2 separate regions of the Homo sapiens genome follow, and region 2 is linked to region 1. Evidence: chromatin loops called from intact Hi-C (ENCODE). Cell type or tissue: heart left ventricle. All regions are shown on one strand. Each heading gives the region's core, and the rest is flanking DNA. Links, peaks and the distances in the headings are about the cores only.

What was found. A loop is a pair of places that touch in the nucleus more often than their neighbours do. Peaks named below come from ENCODE experiments on the same cell type or tissue, not always from the same donor. Only the 100,000 strongest peaks of a DNase experiment are listed, where the experiment ranks them.
Region 2: it touches region 1 in a loop (5-fold over the local background); 97 of 110 quality-filtered maps call a loop at or near these places.

Annotation. Positions count from the first base shown.
Region 1 is chr1:89,360,560-89,369,603 of GRCh38, forward strand. GBP6 (guanylate binding protein family member 6) reads left to right here and starts at 3,500. Exons shown (of 11, transcript NM_198460.3): 1 at 3,500-3,568; 2 at 7,970-8,182; 3 at 8,987-9,044. The coding sequence starts at 7,993. In heart left ventricle, for the core only: no CTCF peak of the experiment used is centred there; a DNase peak (open chromatin) is centred at 3,752.
Region 2 is chr1:88,995,520-89,004,563 of GRCh38, forward strand. It overlaps LOC124904215 (a long non-coding RNA gene), which reads left to right. Exons shown (of 2, transcript XR_007066212.1): 2 at 203-379. Among named protein-coding and RNA genes, the nearest start is that of RBMXL1, 7.4 kb to the left of the region's middle. In heart left ventricle, for the core only: no CTCF peak of the experiment used is centred there; no DNase peak of the experiment used is centred there.

The DNA of each region.
Region 1 (9,044 bases), core at 1,839-6,838:
TATAACTGACATATTTTAAATGCATTAATTTATTATATATAATTTAATGAGTTGCATACACTTAAAAAATTGTCACCACAATCAAGGTAATAGATATACCCATCCCCTCCAAGTTTCCTCATGCCTGTTTGTTGTTGCTGTTGCTATTTGCTTATGTTTTGTAACAGCATGTAACATGGATCTAGCCTCTTAGCACATTTTCAAGTGTATAATACAGTATTTTTAACTATAGCTATGCCCTATGGTTCTTATGTTGTACAGTGGATCTCTAGAATTTACTTATCTTTATGACTGAAACCTTATACCCATTGAATATACTCCCCATTTCCCTCCCCCCGAACTCTTGGCAATCAGCATTCTATTCTCTGCTTTTATGAGTCTATTTTAGATTCCACATATAAGTGAGGTCATGCAATTTTTGTCCTCTGTAACTGGCTTTATTTTTTTAGCATAATGTCCTTCAGGTTTATCCATGTTGTTTCAAATGACAGAACACACTTGTTTTTTAAAGTTGAATAATTCTCTCTCTCTCACAGACACACACACACATACACCAAATTTTCTTTATCTATTTATCTGTTGATGGACATTTGTGTTTTCTCATATCTTGGCCATTGTGAATAATGCTACAGTGAACATGGGAGTGCAGATATTTCTTTAAGATTCTGATTTTTATTCTTTTGAATATATTCCTAGTAGTGGTATTGCTGGATCATGTAGTAGGTAATTTTTTGGGAAACCTCCATACTGTTTTGCAGCGTTGCCTCACCATTTCACATTCTCAACAGTGTAAAAGGATTCCGGTTTCTCTATATCCTTATCAATGCTCATCTATTTTTTTGTAATAGCCATCCTAACAGGTAGGAGGTGATATATCACTATTGTTTTGATTTGCATTTCTCTGATTATTAGTAATGTTGAGAACCTTTTCAATATATTTTCAAAATATTGTATTTTATTTCTGAGCTCTCTATTCTGTTTCATTCATCTATGTGTCTATTTTTATGCCAGTTCCATACTGTCTTAATTACTGTAGATTTGTTATACATTTTGAAATCAGTAAGTGTGATGCCTCCAGCTTTGTTCTTCATTCTCAGGTCACTTTGACTATTCTGGGTGTTTTGTGCTAAGCTCCTGGCTTGACTTCATGGACCATCCAATATATGCAACCCCATAATTAACACATTTTCTAGTTTCCCTATCTAAAGCTTTAGACATCTTGGGGCTTTGCTGATCCTGGAGAGACTGACCCTCCCTGGGCTTGCCAGTTCTTAGAGATACTACAGGATTCTCCTGCAAGTGTGCCTTTCATATGCAAACCAACCAACCTGGAGCCCACACCCCGCCACTTTCTCTGTTGGCTCTCATTCTCTGGGCCACTATCCATCTGCCCTACTCACCGAAAGGCCAAATATCAAAAGTAAGAACAATCCCTCTGCCCCAGAGCCCACTGAAATTATTCCAGCTAGCCAGTCCTAAACCTGCTTGCCCTGCTAGTTCTAGTTCACAGTTGCTCTCGACATTTACTCCAGTTCTTTGCCTCCTTGACTGCAATTGGAACCACCTGGAGGTGGGGCGAGGCTTTAAAAAAACACTCACACTCACCCTCAACTCTAGACTTACTAAATCAGAGTCTCTGGTGATGGATCAGAGCTCAAGTTTTTAAGGAGAACCTCAATTGATGTTTATGTGCAGCAAGTATTAAGAATCACTGGTTTAGTCTTATAACATCTAAAGGAGGCCTCCTACTAGACTCTTTACTTTAGACAAGCTCTGGTCTTTGACTTTTGGCCTCTTCATAAATGCCTTCCAAACTGAAGGTCACATTCCCTTGGTTGGCAAATGCTATTAGAAAAAAAACAGCTTCAATACTCCACTTAACTCTTTGGGCGTTCACCTTCCCTTGGAATTTGGTCTTTAAGATCATTCATGACAAATTAGTCAATTTTTAATATTGCTTTTGAAAATATTAAACATTTTTGAATCCAGAATTTTCCTTTTTTTTTGAGATGGAGTCTCGCTCTGTCGCCCAGGCTGGAGTGCAGTGGCACAATCTCGGCTCACTGCAAGCTCTGCCTCCCAGGTTCACACCATTCTCCTGCCTCAGTCTCCTGAGGAGCTGGGACTACAGGTGCCCGCCACCACACCCGGCTAATTTTTTTGTATTTCTAGTAGAGAGAGACAGGGTTTCCCCCTGTTAGCCAGGATGGTCTTGATCTCCTGACCTCGTGATCCGCCCGCCTCGGCCTCCCAAAGTGCTGGGATTACAGGAGTGAGCCACCGCACCTGGCCCAGAATTTTACATTTTTAACACAAGTCTTTGTCTGAATAGAGTATTCAGATTAGTCTACCACACTCCCCAAATCCTCAGCCTAAGTTATTGCCAAAACTCATGTCTGCTCATTCTGCCACTTGCTTCTGTTCTCAAATCCATTTAGCAGTGCAGCCATGGTAGACAGTCCCAGCATGCTGCTATGTCCTCTGTAGAGAGTCTTTCTCCTTTTCTCACTCAGATGTTTCTCCAAGCTGTGAAAGGGTGTCTATTTTGCCCAAGGGCAGCTTGTGAATTCAAAATAGTTAAAGTCCCTGGGGATAAGACTCAACCAATGGAAACTGTGGGTTGTTGGATAAATAGTCCACATCAAGGGTCCCAAACCCCCAGAGCATGGTCTGTTAGAAACTGGGCCACACAGGAGGTGAGTAGGGAGAGAGCACTAAGGCCTGAGACCTGCCTCCTGTCAGATCAGCAGCAGCATTAGATTCTCATAGGAGCTTGTACACTGTTATGCACTGCACATTCCACCTTCTATGTCCATGTATGCAGATTTTTTAGCTTCCACTTATGAGTAAGAATGTGGTATTTGACTTTCGGTTTCTGAGTTGTTTCACCTAAGATAATGAACTCCAGTTCCATCCATGTTGCTGTAAAAGACATGGTTCATTCTTTTTTTAAACCAGTAATATCTTTAGCTCTCTCTCTTTCTCTCTCTCTCTTCTGTGTGTGTGTGTGCATGTGTGAACACATTTAAAATATCAAAAGTTCTTCACTAACAAAAGACCCCAGAACTCAAGAATTCCCACTAAGAGAAAAATGCTTAAAATATTCTTGGTTTCTAAGGCTTTGCTTATGTGACTACTGTAGATTTCCTGTTTTTCTTGTGTGCCTAGGAAACTAAAGCCACCTGGGAACGGTATCAAGAAGAAAGCCTGTGAAGCCTTCTAAGATGGGAAAGACAAAAGAAAGCTGGCAGGATTGTGCTTGCTAAGGTGTGACTGTGCAGTATCTGTGGCTTTTTCTGACCTCCTCCCACCCCTGCACCCAACACCCATCCTCAAACTCACATCGGATGATTCAGGCATGGCTCTGCTAACACTTTATTAAAAGCATGGATTAATTTTACTTCCAAGTTTATTTTTACTGCACCATCCCATTTGTGGAAACAACTAGCTTACTCAGCTTTTTTTTCCTTTTATAAAGGAAAGAACAGAAAAGTAAAAGGAGGAAAGAAAACAAGAGGTGAGTGAGGCAACTGAAAACTGTTCTTGGACCTGCGGTGCTATAGAGCAGGTATGTTCACTTTCTTTTAAATGCAACTTAGTTCCTAACTCAAGACTTGGTTTCTGATTCAGAGTGGTAACTGAGGAATGGGCAGGAAGGGCAGGGTGCCTGCTGCCTGGCCTGCAGGAGTCTGTGGCTGGCTTTAGTTCTGGGGAAGCTCAGCTTCTCCACTTGAACCAGTGACAGCCGGGCACGCCGCGTCCCCCTGGATGTGCTGTTCCCTGATCATCAACTCAGGACAGCAGTGAGTGGCCTGGAATGAGCCCTGGTGGGCGCCTGCCTGGCTATCTCTCTCAGGTCCTGCGGCAAGCCCCAGAATGCAGAGAACAAGGAGCTTCCAGGCAATTATACCGGAAGGGAGAGTTTCTTGTCTATCTTTCTAGTGGTCACACTTAGGAAAGCTTCAGAATAAGAGCTCTATAAATCTCTATGTAGAAATAAACTTAGGCCCCACATCACTGGTCTTTATTACTTAAAAATAATTATATAGTCCAAACTCTGTGTGTGCGTGTGTGTGTGTGTGTGTGTATGTGTGTGTGGGGAGGGGGTGGGGGAGGAGGGGGGTGTTAGTTTCCCATAGGAACATCAGAGTCTCTTGTAGCTCTTGCTAAACAGATGGATACTTAGGCCTGGGAATCTGGGTTTGAACAATCCTCTCAGTTGATTCTTTAAAAAAAAAAAAGATGAAGAATAGACACTATGTTTAAAATAAAAAAGATTTTTTTAAAAACCACCATGTCCCATGGTGGTTTGCTGCACCTATCAATCCGTCATCTAGGTTTTAAGCCCCGCATGCATTAGGTATTTGTCCTAATGCTCTCCCTCCCCTTGCCCTCCACCCACTGACAGGCCCCAGTGTGTGAGTTTCCCACCCCCACCCCCAGCGCCAACCCCCCGCCGCCCGTGTCCACATGTTCTCATTGTTCAACTCCCACTTACCAGTTAGAACACGCAGTTTTTGGTTTTCTGTTCCTGTGTTAGTTTGCTGAGAATGGGATCTAATTAAAGAGCTTCTGCACAGCAAAAGAAACTATCATCAGAGTGATCAGGTGATTCTTATGTACATCAGAGTGTGAAAACCAGTCCTGAATAGGATTGAACAGCTGTATTTCATTTAGTAGAAGTTAAAAGGTCTGTGGTTCCCACACAGCTAAGAAACCAGAGACCTGGTTTATATAAAGTTGTTTGCAGGAGCAGCCACATCTTCCTAGAGCTGCCTTTATTGTTCACTTTAAAGAAGGGACTGTACAGTTGCAGTCACTGTAATGTGATGAACACGTTACACATCACATTACAATGCATTTCACTGTGGAAATCAGGACCTCGTGTTTGATCTCCATTTTCCTTACTCCCCTCAGTGAAGAATCAGACAAGAGCAGGTTGTACAGCAACAGCGTGCTTGAACTTTACAGTTTTGCTTCCGTGAAAAATTTATTTGTAGTTTTTGTTTCTTAGTAACTTATAGTTTGTATATTTTGTTGAAATATATAATCTAATGGACCAATTGTTATTGTAATTATTGTAGTAACCTCCATTTAATTCAACATTTACTGAAATCCTATTGTGTGGTGCATGCTATGCAAAGATATAAACTTATAATGTCTCGTTTTATTATCAAAACACCCTCCAGGTTGGATGTATGATTTAACTCACAGACCCCTATAATTAACAGGCTCAGCTAGCTTGACCTCCTTGGTCAAGGCCACATAAGTAGTGAATGATAGAGCTGGTATTTTTGGTGGCATTAGATGCATCTTGAGTGTCTGACATATCAATTCTAAACTGAGTATTTGAGGCATTTGAAGACAATATTATGTTTACATTTTTCTAATTATAAGGAAATACAGGTATCATAGAAAACCATTTTAATATAATGGCAATAAAAATGTGCCAGGAGACCTACAGAATAATTGTACTTTCAATACTAAATTTATGGAATTAAACTTCACCTCTAAAAATATTACAATTAAATCCCATATGCCTTTCACCTCGATTCACCCAAAAGTGACATTGACTTTATCTCTCAAAAAGAAATCTCTCTAACTTATCTATTAATATGTATGTACATAATTTCTCTCTCTCTCTAGATATCTATAATTTATCTCCATAAATAATATGCAATATTATATGTATTGTTATTCTTATTCTTTTTCTTATTCTTGTCTGTGGGAGTAAATTGCAGAGAACCTGACCCTTCTAGGCTACGTATTTCAGCCTGTACTTGAATTCTTTAGATTCTGGACATTCTCCTGCTTCCCTTTTGGAAAGATAGCCTGTATTCTCTAGAGTTTTCTCATCCCATAGTGGATCCTTTCCCTTCTCCCTTCTATTCCCATCACTCTTCCAAACCTGTAGATAAAAGACAAACATATAAGGTCACACTGATGCATTAGAGAACAAGTTTCAGTATATGATGATCATTAAAAAGTTACTGCAGGTTGTCGATCAAAAACCTTATAGCATAACCACTGTCTTTGAGGTAGGTTATTTTGACAGATAAGTGGTTGCAGTAGCATAACACAGAGGAATAGGTTGCCCGATTATCCAGGCTTTTGTCTTTTACTCTCTTTTTTGTTGGTAAAATATACATAATAAAATTACTATTTTACTAATTAAGAAAATACTTCGGTGACATTAGTTGTGCAGCTATCTCCAGAACTTCATCATTGTAAACTGAGACTCTCTACCTTTAAACAATGATTCTGCATTCCCTCCTCCCCCAGCCCATGGTAGCTACACTTCTACTTTCTGTCTCAATGTATCTGATTATTCTAGTACCTCATACAATATTTGTTCTTTTGCGCCTGGCATATTTCACTTGGCATAATGTCTTCAAGGTGATCCATGTTGTAGCATGTGTCATAATTTCCTACATTTTTATGGCTGAATAATAGCTGATTGTAGGTATATACAACATTTTGTTCATCTATTCATCTGTTTAGAGTCATTTGAGCTGTTTTCATCTTTTGGCTATTGTGCATAATGCTGCCATAAACATTGATGTACAAATATCTGTGTGAGTCCCTGCCTTTAATTTTTTGGAGTGTATATGTAGAAGTAGAATAGCTTGATCAAATGTTAATTGTATGTTTGGTTTTCCAAGGGACCATCATACTGTTTTCATAGTGACAGTACCAGTTTGCATTCCATGAACAGTGCACACAGGTTCCAAATCCTCAACATCCTAGCTAACACCTGTTTTCAGTTTTGAAGTTTTGGGCTTTTTAAAAAAAATAACAGTCCTAATGGGTGGGTCTAACATGTACCTCATTGTAGTTTTGATTTTCATTTACCTAGTGATTAATGATGTTGAGCATGTTTTCATGTGCTTATTGGCCATTTCTTCTTTGGATAAACGTCTAGTCTACTCTATCCATTTTTGAATTTTTATTTTTGGCTATTGTTGCTATTGAGTTTTAGGAGTTCTTTATGTGTTCTATCAGAAACATGATTTGCAAATATTTTCTCCCTTTCCATAGATTGCCTTTTTACTCTGTTGATAGTGTTCTTTGATGCACAAAAGTTTTTAATTATGATGAAGTGTGGTGTATCTAATTTTTTTCACTTGTTTCCAGTGGTTTTGATATCATACACAAGAAATCATTGTGTATGACATACCAGAAATCCAAGGTAGGCAGAACAGAAACCAGAACAGGTAGCTCCCAGTCAGGTTAGTGTGTTACAAATAAGGTCTTCTTTGCTCCCTCCACTTCAAGGGAGAGAACTGGGAAGTGAAAAACCACCTCCTCCAAACTAAGACTATGTCACTGAGTGGAGTGGGCAGAACTGGCAAACAAAATGCCATGAAATCGCCTACCATTTTGAATATGCCTTTTAAAAATATTGGACATTTGCCTGGTTGCTATAGACTTATGACTGTTTTCCAGAGCTCCTATAAGATCATTTTAGCCATTTTTTTAAAGTTGTTTTGTGATGTCTCCAAGGAGAGAAAGACTTAGAACTTCCTAGCCTGCTATTTTAATCAATTGTCCAGGTTTGTAAGCCGGGTTCTATGATTTCTGCATTCATCCTTTGTAAGACTCGTGATATCATTTGTGTATTTGTGGCTATAATAATCTACAACTTGCAGATTTTTGTGTCAGTGGGGTTGGATACTTAAGGCATGCATCACAGGACTTGGAGTATTAGTGGGCCCCCTATTATGGTAACAATTACTTGGATTTTAATAGTACTACTGAAGTAAAACTTTAAAGAAGATAATGTTCCATGTTTCATCACTTAATATCATTACAGACTTGGGAGAGTGATAAAAGAAGCCTTGTGCAGTCAGCTAATGCTAGATTACATGTTGTCCAGTAGAAACACAGAAGTCTCATTAGTCCTATGTTGATGGGTGCTTGGGAAACACTGAGACAGAGAATGACAATGTAACGTTATTTCTACTGGGAGGCTCTTCTAGGTTGGCAGTTGCCATGGAATCTGGACCCAAAATGTTGGCCCCCGTTTGCCTGGTGGAAAATAACAATGAGCAGCTATTGGTGAACCAGCAAGCTATACAGATTCTTGAAAAGATTTCTCAGCCAGTGGTGGTGGTGGCCATTGTAGGACTGTACCGTACAGGGAAATCCTACTTGATGAACCATCTGGCAGGACAGAATCATGGTAAGTGGTATCCTGGGACACAGGCCAGTTGCTTGATTCCAGCTATATCTCAGCTTCTTGATTCTCTACCCCAGAGCACATGAAGGTAGACTCCAATTCCTTTCAATAAACCAACCTTCTCATTCCAATTCTTACCACCAAACCACTACCTTACGATAATCCATTCTCATATTTTTTCCCTCATTCCCATTAAGGAAACTCTACATTACTAGTGCCCAGAATCCTACCTTCCCTTGTGTATTCAAGTCCTGGGCTCCTGTAATTGTGTCTCCTTTGTCTTATAACATATTTTGCTTTCCTCATGTAATATTCCCATCAACATACAAAGATGTTTTAATCTATGTAATCTTGAAAACGCTTCCTGAATTCCACATCCCATGTGGCCACCAACTTCTGTTTTGTTTTTGTGTTTGTTTTAGTTTTTAATCACTTTTCAATGCAAAAAAAGATCTCAATTTCCCTTTTTGAGTTTTTTCCTTCTCGTGTCTTTCTTCAACCCACTCTTCTCTGACTTTGAACCCCACCACTTTTCAAGATGTTCCTGTTATCAGTGACCTCCTCTTTGTCTGATTCATAGATTTCTCTTTGTCTCCATTTTGAGCCGTTACTTGGCATCATTCTCACATTTAATGTCCCTCGCTTTTTTATATAGATTATTCACAAAGTAAGCCATTCTTGAGGAAATACAGAAAGGACCATCATGTATGTTGGGGTAGTTACAATCCAACCAGTCTGATGCTGTGGCCCCAGGGCGGCTTGGCTGCTCTGCTGTCCCTGTGCTTAGCTTCCTCCTCTTCCCTGCAGGCTTCCCTCTGGGCTCCACGGTGCAGTCTGAAACCAAGGGCATCTGGATGTGGTGCGT
Region 2 (9,044 bases), core at 3,916-8,915, 360 kb before region 1:
CAGCAAAGTACATGGGTGCATTGTATAAAGAATGCATTTCCACCCTCTGTTATGGCTAGGTTGGCTGTATGACCAAATTGTGGCCAATGGCATATAAATGGGAGCTGTACGTGCAGCTGCCATGAAATGTCTTAAAGGAGTGGTAGGCCCTTCTTGTTCCCTTGGTTTGCAGTTTACCTGCCAGTTTGGGTGCATGGTACAGGTCTAAGATGCCTGCAGCCCTCTTGGACCACCATATGGAATCTACAAGTTCAAGATGATCTAGTGCAATAGAATGAGAGACAAGGATCCTGAGCCCTGACATCATGGAGCCACCACTCCAGCTCTGGACCAATTATCTATATTTGCAGATAAATAAATCAACTTCAATTTTGTTTAACTCTTTTACATTTGTTTCCTGAAGTGTAGCCACAGTTTGCCTGTAATTGTTTACTGACTACTATTCTAGTTGATTCCCAAAGGCATTCCGCTTTCCTTTTACATGGGTCTTCCAGGTGACAATAGAGGAGTGAGGGAGGAAAACAAGTTGGAAGATAGTAGCAATGCCTCATTATCTGAAAATGCTGCTGAAGAGGTATCTGTGACTTCTAGGTACTAAGAGTCAAGGAGGCAGGACTACATTTTCCTTTATCTTATAACCCTACAGTAGTACTAAGAAGGACTGCTCTAGGAAACAAGACAACTAAGTGTGGGGTTGTAAGTTCCTAAAGACTTTTCCACCTTATAATCCTGCTCTAGAGAATTATGTTCAGTTTTCAGTCTCACGTAAGTATTTTAAATGCAATATTTATGTGTGTGTATTAGAATATTAAACTAATGTTTCCTAGCCAGATAATAATAGCTATACAAACATTAGTTCAACTATTTCAAAAACCATAATAGAAATTGTACACTTAACCCATGGAAAGGCTGATCAGGGTAAATGTGTGTCTCATTTATCTGTTGTCTGTCTATTCACATACACGTTTGGCTGTATTGATAGCAACTTAACTGTTAGAATTTGTGATTTGAATCAGTCAGATAGTCTTTACAGTCTTTGAACAATTTTTAAAAAGGGAAAATGAATTTTGACTTTACAAATCAGTTTGGCGCAGAATATACATTCCTCTCATCTGCACATGGCACATACTCTAAGGTTGACCACATGCTCAACCATAACGCAATTCTCAACAAATTGCAAAAAACTGGAATAATACCAGCCACACTCTAGTACTACAGCACAATAAAAATAGAAATCAATACCCAGAAGATCTCTTAAAACTATAAATTACATGGAAATTAAACAGCCTGCTCCTGGGTGATGTTTGGGTAAACAATGAAATTAAGGCAGAAATCAAAAAAGTCTTTCAAACTAATGAAAACAAAGATACAACATATCAGAATCTCTGGAACACAGTTAAAGCAGGGGTAAGAAGAAAGTTTATAGTGCTAAACGCCTACATCAAGAAGTTAGAAAGATCTCAAATGAACAACCTAACATCACACCTACAGGAACTAGAAAAACGAGCAAATCAACTCCAGAACTAGCAAAAGAAAAGAAATGACCAAAATTGAGCAGACTGAATGAAATCGAGATGCAAAATCCATACAAAAGATCAATGAAACCAAAAGTTGTTTCTTTGGAAGAATAAGATTTAAAGACTATTAGATTAATAAGGAAAAAGAAGATCCAAATAAACACAATCAGAAATGACAAATATGACATTACCATTGACCTTACAGAAAAAAAAAATACCCAGACACTATTATGAACTCCTCTGTGCACACAAACTAGAAAACCTGGAAGAAATGGGTAAATTCCCAGAAACATATAACCTCTCAAGAATGAACTAGGAAGAAATTGAAATCCTGAACACACCAATAATGGGATCCAAGTTGAATCAGTACTAAAAAACCTACCAACAAGAAAAACCTGTGGACCAGATGGATTTACAGCCGAATTCTACCAGATGTATAAAGAAGAGCTGTCAATAATCCTACTGAAATTATTCCAGAAAAATCAAGGAGGAGGGACTCCTTACTAACCCCTGAGGGTCAGCATCAGTCTGATATCGAAACCTGGCAGAGACACAGCAAAAAAACAAAACTTCAGCCGGGCGCAGTGACCCACGCCTGTAATCCCAGCACTCTGGGAGGCCGAGGCGGGCGGATCACGAAGTCAGGAGATCGAGACCATCCTGGCTAACACGGTGAAACCCCGTGTCCACTAAAAATACAAAAAAATTAGTCGGGCGTGGTGGCGGGCGCCTGTAGTCCCAGCTACTCGGAGGCTGAGGTAGGAGAATGGCCTGAACCCGGAAGGCGGAGCTTTCAGTCAGCCGAGATCCAGGCACTGCACTCCAGCCTGGGCGACAGAGCAGGACTCCGTCTCAAAAAAAAAAAAAAGAGAAAACTAAAGGCCAACATCCCTGATGACTACAGACACAAAAGTCCTTAGCAAAATACTAACAAATCAAATCCAGCAACACCAAAAAGCTAATCCACCATAACCAATAGGCTTTATTTCTGGGATGCAAGGTTGGTTCAAAATATGCAAATTACACATAAAAACTACAATGAGATATCATCTCACCCCAGTTAAAATGGCTTACATTCAAAAGACAGGCAATAACAAATGCTGGCAAGGGTGTGGAGAAAAGGGAAACCTCGTACACTGTTGGTAGGAATGTAAATTAGTACAACTACTATGGAGAATAGCTTGGAGGTTCCTGAAAAAAAAAAAAAAAAAAAAAACACAAAACAACAAAAACTAAAAACAGAGCTACCATATCATCCAGGAATCCCACTAGTGGGTAAATACCCACAAGAAAGGAAATTAGTATATCAAAGGGATGGCTTCACCCCCATGTTTATTGCAGCAGTGTTCACAATGCTGGCCCAAAGATAGTGCTAGATGCTTCATGCCAGTTAGATCCCTAGAGCAATGTTAGGAATATTAATCAACACCAGCTTTTCTAGGTCTTTAAAGAAGGGATACTGATGAAATCCTTTGTGGGGAGTAGAGGGAGAAGATTCTATTATAAATAGCACAAGAATATAAATAATTATCAAACTCGTGAAATAATCAATATGATGTTTAATAATTGTAAACTTTCAGGGAGAAGTGTTAGGAATGGAGTTGGGATAATAAAGTGTATATAAGATGTTCATTCATTTAAAAAAATTATTTATTATATGTATATGTGCCTGGCAACCTTTCTAGACTCTACTGATGCTGTGAGGAACAAAAAAGACAAAGACCCTGCCCACTGGACCTTATTTTCTAGTAGGGAGGGGAGACAGGCAGTAAGTTTGAACAAACTCATCAGTAATGTAAGGTAGTGATTAAATATTGTGAGGAAAAATAAAAATTCTGGCCACTAGATGGTGCTCATTGCTTTCTTAATTTCTTTCACTTACCCAGTTCATTCAACTGGGTAGGGATGCTGACTGCATGTTGCTCTATTAAAGTTGTGTTTGGGGCCAGGTGCAGTGGCTCATAACTGTAATCCCAGCACTTTGGGAAGCCGAAGTGGGAGGATCGCTTGAGCCCAGGAGTTCAAGATCAGCCTGGGCAACATAGCCAGGGCTCATATCTATTATTATTATTATTATTATTATTATTTTGAAGTTGTGTTTGGGTCAAAGTAATAGGTTCTTTCTTTTCCCGTCTCCCTTCTCCCAATTTTGATTTGTTTAAATTTGTTTTTTATTTTTTAGAGACAGGGTCTCATTGCTGTGTTGCCTAGGCTGGAGTGCAGTGGTGGGATCATAGCTCATGGCAGCCTCGAACTCCTGGGCTCAAGCAGTCCTCCTGCCTCAGCCTTCCAAAGTGCTGAGATTACATGCGTATGCCACCATGCTCAGCTTCCTTAGAGATTTCCAAGGATTTTTTTTGTTTTGTTTTTTGTTTTGTTTTTGTTTTTCTTAAGAGGCAGGTCTTGCTCTGTTGCCCAGGCTGGTCTCGACTTCCTGGCCTTATGCAATCCTCCCTCCTTAGCTTCTCGAGTACCTGGGACTATAGGCACACACTACCATGCCCTACTGGATTTCTCTCTTTCTTTCCTCCCTCCCTCCCTCCTTCCCTCCCTTCCTTCCTTCGTTCCTTCCTTCCTTCCTTCCTTTCCTTCTTTTCTTTCTCTCTTTCTTTCTTTTCTCTAATTAACTGATAAGGTGAAATAGGGCTAAGACATACTAAAGAGCTGTGTGAACTATCTTGTTATAGGGGGATTAGATTAACTCCTTCCTAAATCATAGATGTGCTCTCCCCTCAATTTCCTGGGTATTTAATTTTCTTTCATTTGTTTAATATATGTATTCAGCATAGACTTTAAGCTCTTTAAGAGAGAAACACAACCATGTTTCCTAGTCCTTGGCGGAGAATCTTGTAGATAACAACTATCTTGAATGAATAAATTCCTCTAGCCTAAGCAATTGCTGTTTTCTATGTAGTCTTACCTAACTTCCTAAAAGGACTGTTTTAGAGTTAGACTGGGGGGGAAATCTATATAATAAAACATGGGAGAACATTAAAGTTAGTCTTTGTTAAGGCTAACTCTAGAAAGAAGGTCTTGAGCCTTCTTTTCTATTGTGAGTAGAAGGAGCATTATAAGAACTACAGGGTGATGGAATCTAAGGAGATACAGGAATTGTGATCCATCCTGACAGTCTCTTGGTCTTAGAGTAGTTTTAATATACAGATCCTGTTCATGCTTTGTTAGATTTATATCTATTTGTTTCCTTTTTTTGTAGCTATTGTAAATAGTATCATTTTTAAAATTTTGGTTTCCAGTTTTTCTTTGCTTATATATAGAAACTGTTGAAGGTTGATTTTTGTGTGCTGACCTTGTATCTTTTGACTGTATTAAATTCATTTATTAGTTCTAAGAGTTTTATTGTAGATTACCTGGGATTTTCTACATAGGCAATAATGTTGCCTGCAAATAAGGACAGTTTTATTTGATGCTTTCTGATCTATATGCCTTTTATATCCTTTTCTTCCCAAATTGCACTAACACTTCCATTGTACTAACAATTCCGATGTAATGTTGAATGGGAGTGGTGAGAGTGAACATTCTTGTGTTGTTCCTAGATCTGAGGGGCAAAAGATTCAGTGTTTCATCAAGTATGATGTTAGCTGTAGAGTTTTTGCAGATGCCCTTGATCGGTTTGAAGAAGTTCATTTCCACTCCTATTTGCTGAGTTTTCATATGAATGACTGTCATATTTTATCAAGCTTTTTCTTTATCTATTTATATAACCATGTGATTTTTTTTCCTTCTTTAGACTTTTAGTGTGGTGAATTACACTAGTTGATTTTTGAACTGCTTTACATCCACAGGATGAATCCCACTTGATTGGTGTGCATTATTTTTCTATATTGCTGGATTTGATTTGTTAATAGTTTGTAGAGGATTTTTGCATCTATGTTTATGAGGGATAATGGTCTGTAGTTTACTTTTGTACTGTATTTGTTTAATTTTGTTATCAGGATGATGCTGTGCTCATAGAATGAATTGGGAAATGTTCCCTTTTATATTTTCTGAAAGAAATTATTAAGAATTGGAATTATTTAAAAAATGCTTAGTAAGGTTTGCCAGTCAAGAGGAACTATCTGGATGTGGAGATTTGTTTTTCAGATTCTTAACTTTTTTACTCCATTTCAGTTTCTTTAGAAATTATATGACAGTTCAGGTTATCTATTTTAACTTGGGTGAGTTTTAGTTGCTTGTTTGTGCTTTTTTCAGAAATTAGTCCATTTGAGTTGCAGAAGTTATACACATAGAGTTGTCAGAATGTTGAAATGTTGATTTTTAGTTTTACTATTTAATGCATCAAAGATTAAAAGTATTTCTTAAATCTTGATGTTTTTTAAAATTTTTTTGGTAGAAACACTTTATTTGGCTTTGTTGATTCTTGAGCCTGGTCATTTGTAAGACTGATTGGACAGGTTTCACTGAGGGATTTCTGCCTTTTTTTTTCTTTTTTTTTGTCAGGATCTCAGTGTTTGATGTGCTCCTTCCCTGTGGATCAGAGGAGCTTGTATTTCCTTTCACTAAACTCAGAGAAGGAAAACTAGCAACTTATTACTTAAACAAGAGAAGAAATACTTCTGTAAACTGAAAATATTTTTGGCACAGAGACACATACCATACAGGCCAGCAATTTTAGGCCTTAAGCTATGGTAGCTTCAGCAAACAGGAAATGAATAAGGGAAACCTGAAGCACCTTGTCATACAGATAGTGAGAAGGCTACAGGGTCATTCCAAAAGGATTCCAGAGCCAACTTATTCAGGCTCCCAATGGCCAGTACTCCTGGTTGTAGATCCAGGAACAATGCAAGAAAATCATAGCATTGCATTGCCATTTTCTTGTCATTGTTGCACTCAATGACACTCTCAGACCTACTATGTCAGAAAGTCAGAGGAAGGGTAGGGGCCAGGGAATCTTTATACTTAATAAGGTGATTTTAATGCATATCAGGATTGAGGAGCACTGGTGAAAGCAACATGCCTCCTTGGACAGTGAGCTTTATTTGATTCCTGGAGATATTAAAGAAAAGCACTAAATCAGAAGTCAGATGATATGGATTTGGGTCAGGACATTGATGCTACCAAACTAAGGAGGAAGTAACTTAATTTTGCTGAGTTTATAGTAGCCTTGAATGATCTTTTGTATTTCAGTGGTGTCAGGTTTAATACCTCCTGTTTTGTTTGTTAGTGAAGTTATTTGGATTTTCTCTCTTCTTTTCTTAGTTAATCTTGCTAATGGTCTATCAATGTTATTTTTCTTTTCAAAGAACCAGCTTTTTGTTTCATTTATCTTTTGTAGTTTTTTTCAATTTCATTTATTTCTCTGATCTTGGTTATTTCCTTTCTTCTGGTGGGTTTGGGTTTGGGTTTGGTTTGTTCTTGTTTCTCTAGTTCTTTGAGGTGTGAACTTAGATTGTCTGTTTGTGCACTTTCAGACTTTTTGATGTAGGTGTTTAGGGCTATGAACTTTCTTCTTAGCACTGCCTTTGCTGTATCCCAGAGGTTTTGATAGGTTGTGTCATTATTGTCATTCAGTTTGAAGAATTTTTTAATTTCCATCTTGATTTTGTTTTTGACCCAATGCTCATTCAGGAGCAGGTTATTTAATTTCCATGTATTTGCATGGTTTTGAAGATTCCCTTTGGAGTTGATTTCCAGTTTTATTCCACTGTGGTCCGATAGTGTGTTTGATATAATTTTAATTTTCTTAAATTTATTGAGGCTCATTTTATGGCCTATCATGTGGTCCATTTTGGAGAAAGTTCCATGCACGGTTGAATAGAATGTGTATTGTGAGGTTGTTGGAAGAAATTTTCTGTATGTATCTGTTAAGTCCATTTGTTCCAAAGTATAGTTAATCCATTGTTTATTTGTTGATTTTCTGTCTTAATGACCTGTCTAGTGTTGTCAGTGGAGTATTGAAGTCCTCCAGCATTATTGTATTGCAGTCTATCTCATTTCTTAGGTCTATTAGTAATTATTTTATAAATTTGGGAGCTCCAGTGTTAGGTGCATATATGTTTAGGATTGTGATATTTTCCTGTTGGACAAGCCTTTTATCATTATATAATGTCCCTCTTTGTCTCTTTTAACCACTGTTGCTTTAAAGTTTGTTTTGTCTGATATAAGAATAGTTACCTCTGGTCGCTTTTGGTGTCCATTTGCATGAAATGGCTTTTTCCACCCATTTACTTTAACTTTATGTGAGTCCTTATGTGTTCGGTGAGTCTCCTGAAGACAGTGGATAGTTGATTGGTGAGTTCTTATCTGTTCTGCAGTTCTGTATCTTTTAAGTGGAGCATTTAGGTGATTTACATTCAATGTTAGTATTGAAATGTGAGGTAATCCTTGCGTTCATCGTACTCTTTGTTGCCTGTGTACTTTGTTATTTTTTTGTTTTTGTTTTTTGCTTTTGCTTTTTACCTTGTATTTTTGTTTTGTAGGTCCTGTATGATTTATGCTTTAAAGAGGTTCTGTTTTGGTGTGTTTCCAGGCTTCGTTTCAAGATTTAGACCTCCTTTTAGCAGTTCTTATAGTGGTGGCTTGGTAATGGTGAATTCTCTCAGCAATTTTGTCTGAAAATGACTGTTTCTTTCCTTTACGTTTGATGCTTAGTTTTGCTGGAAACAGAATTCTTGGCTGATAATTGTTTTGTTTGAAGAGGCTAAAGATAGGGCCGCATTGCCTTCTGGCTTGTACGGTTTCTGCTGAGAAATCTGCTAGGTTAGTCTGATATGTTTTCCTTTATAGGTTACCTGGTGCTTCTGTCTCACAGCTCTTAAGATTTTTTTCCTTCATCTTAACTTTGGATAACCTGATGACAATGTGCCTAGGTGAAGATCTTTTTGTGATGAATTTCCCAGGTATTCTTTGTGCTTCTTATATTTGCATGTGTAGGTCTCTAGCTAGGTTGGGGAAGTTTTCCTCAATTATTCCCCCAAATATGTTTTCCAAGCTTTTAGAATTCTCTTCTTCCCCAGGAACACCCATTATTCTTAGGTTTGGTCATTTAACATGATCCCAGACTTCTTGGAGGATTTGTTCATATTTTCGTATTCTTTTTTCTTTGTCTTTGTTGGATTGGGTTAATTCAAAGACCTTGTCTTTGAGCTCTGAATTTCTTTCTTGTACTTGTTCAATTCTGTTGCTGAGACTTTCCAAAGCATTTTGCATTTCTAAAAGCGTGTCCAAAGTTTCCTGAATTGTGGATTGTTTTCCTTTAAGCTGTCTATTTCATTGAATATTTATCCCTTCACTTCTTGTATCATTTTTTTGGATTTCCTTGCATTGGGCTTCACCTTTCTCTGGTCCTTCCCTGATTAGCTTAGTAACTAACCTCCTGAATTCTTTTTCAGATAAATCGGGATTTCTTCTTGGTTTGGATCCATTGCTGGTGAACCAGGATGATTTTTGGGGGGTGTTGAAGGGCCTTGTTTTGTCATATAACCAGAGTTGGTTTTCTGGTTCCTTCTCATTTGGGTAGGCTCTGTCAGAGAGAAGGTCTAAGGCTGAAGGCTGTTGTTCAGATTCTTT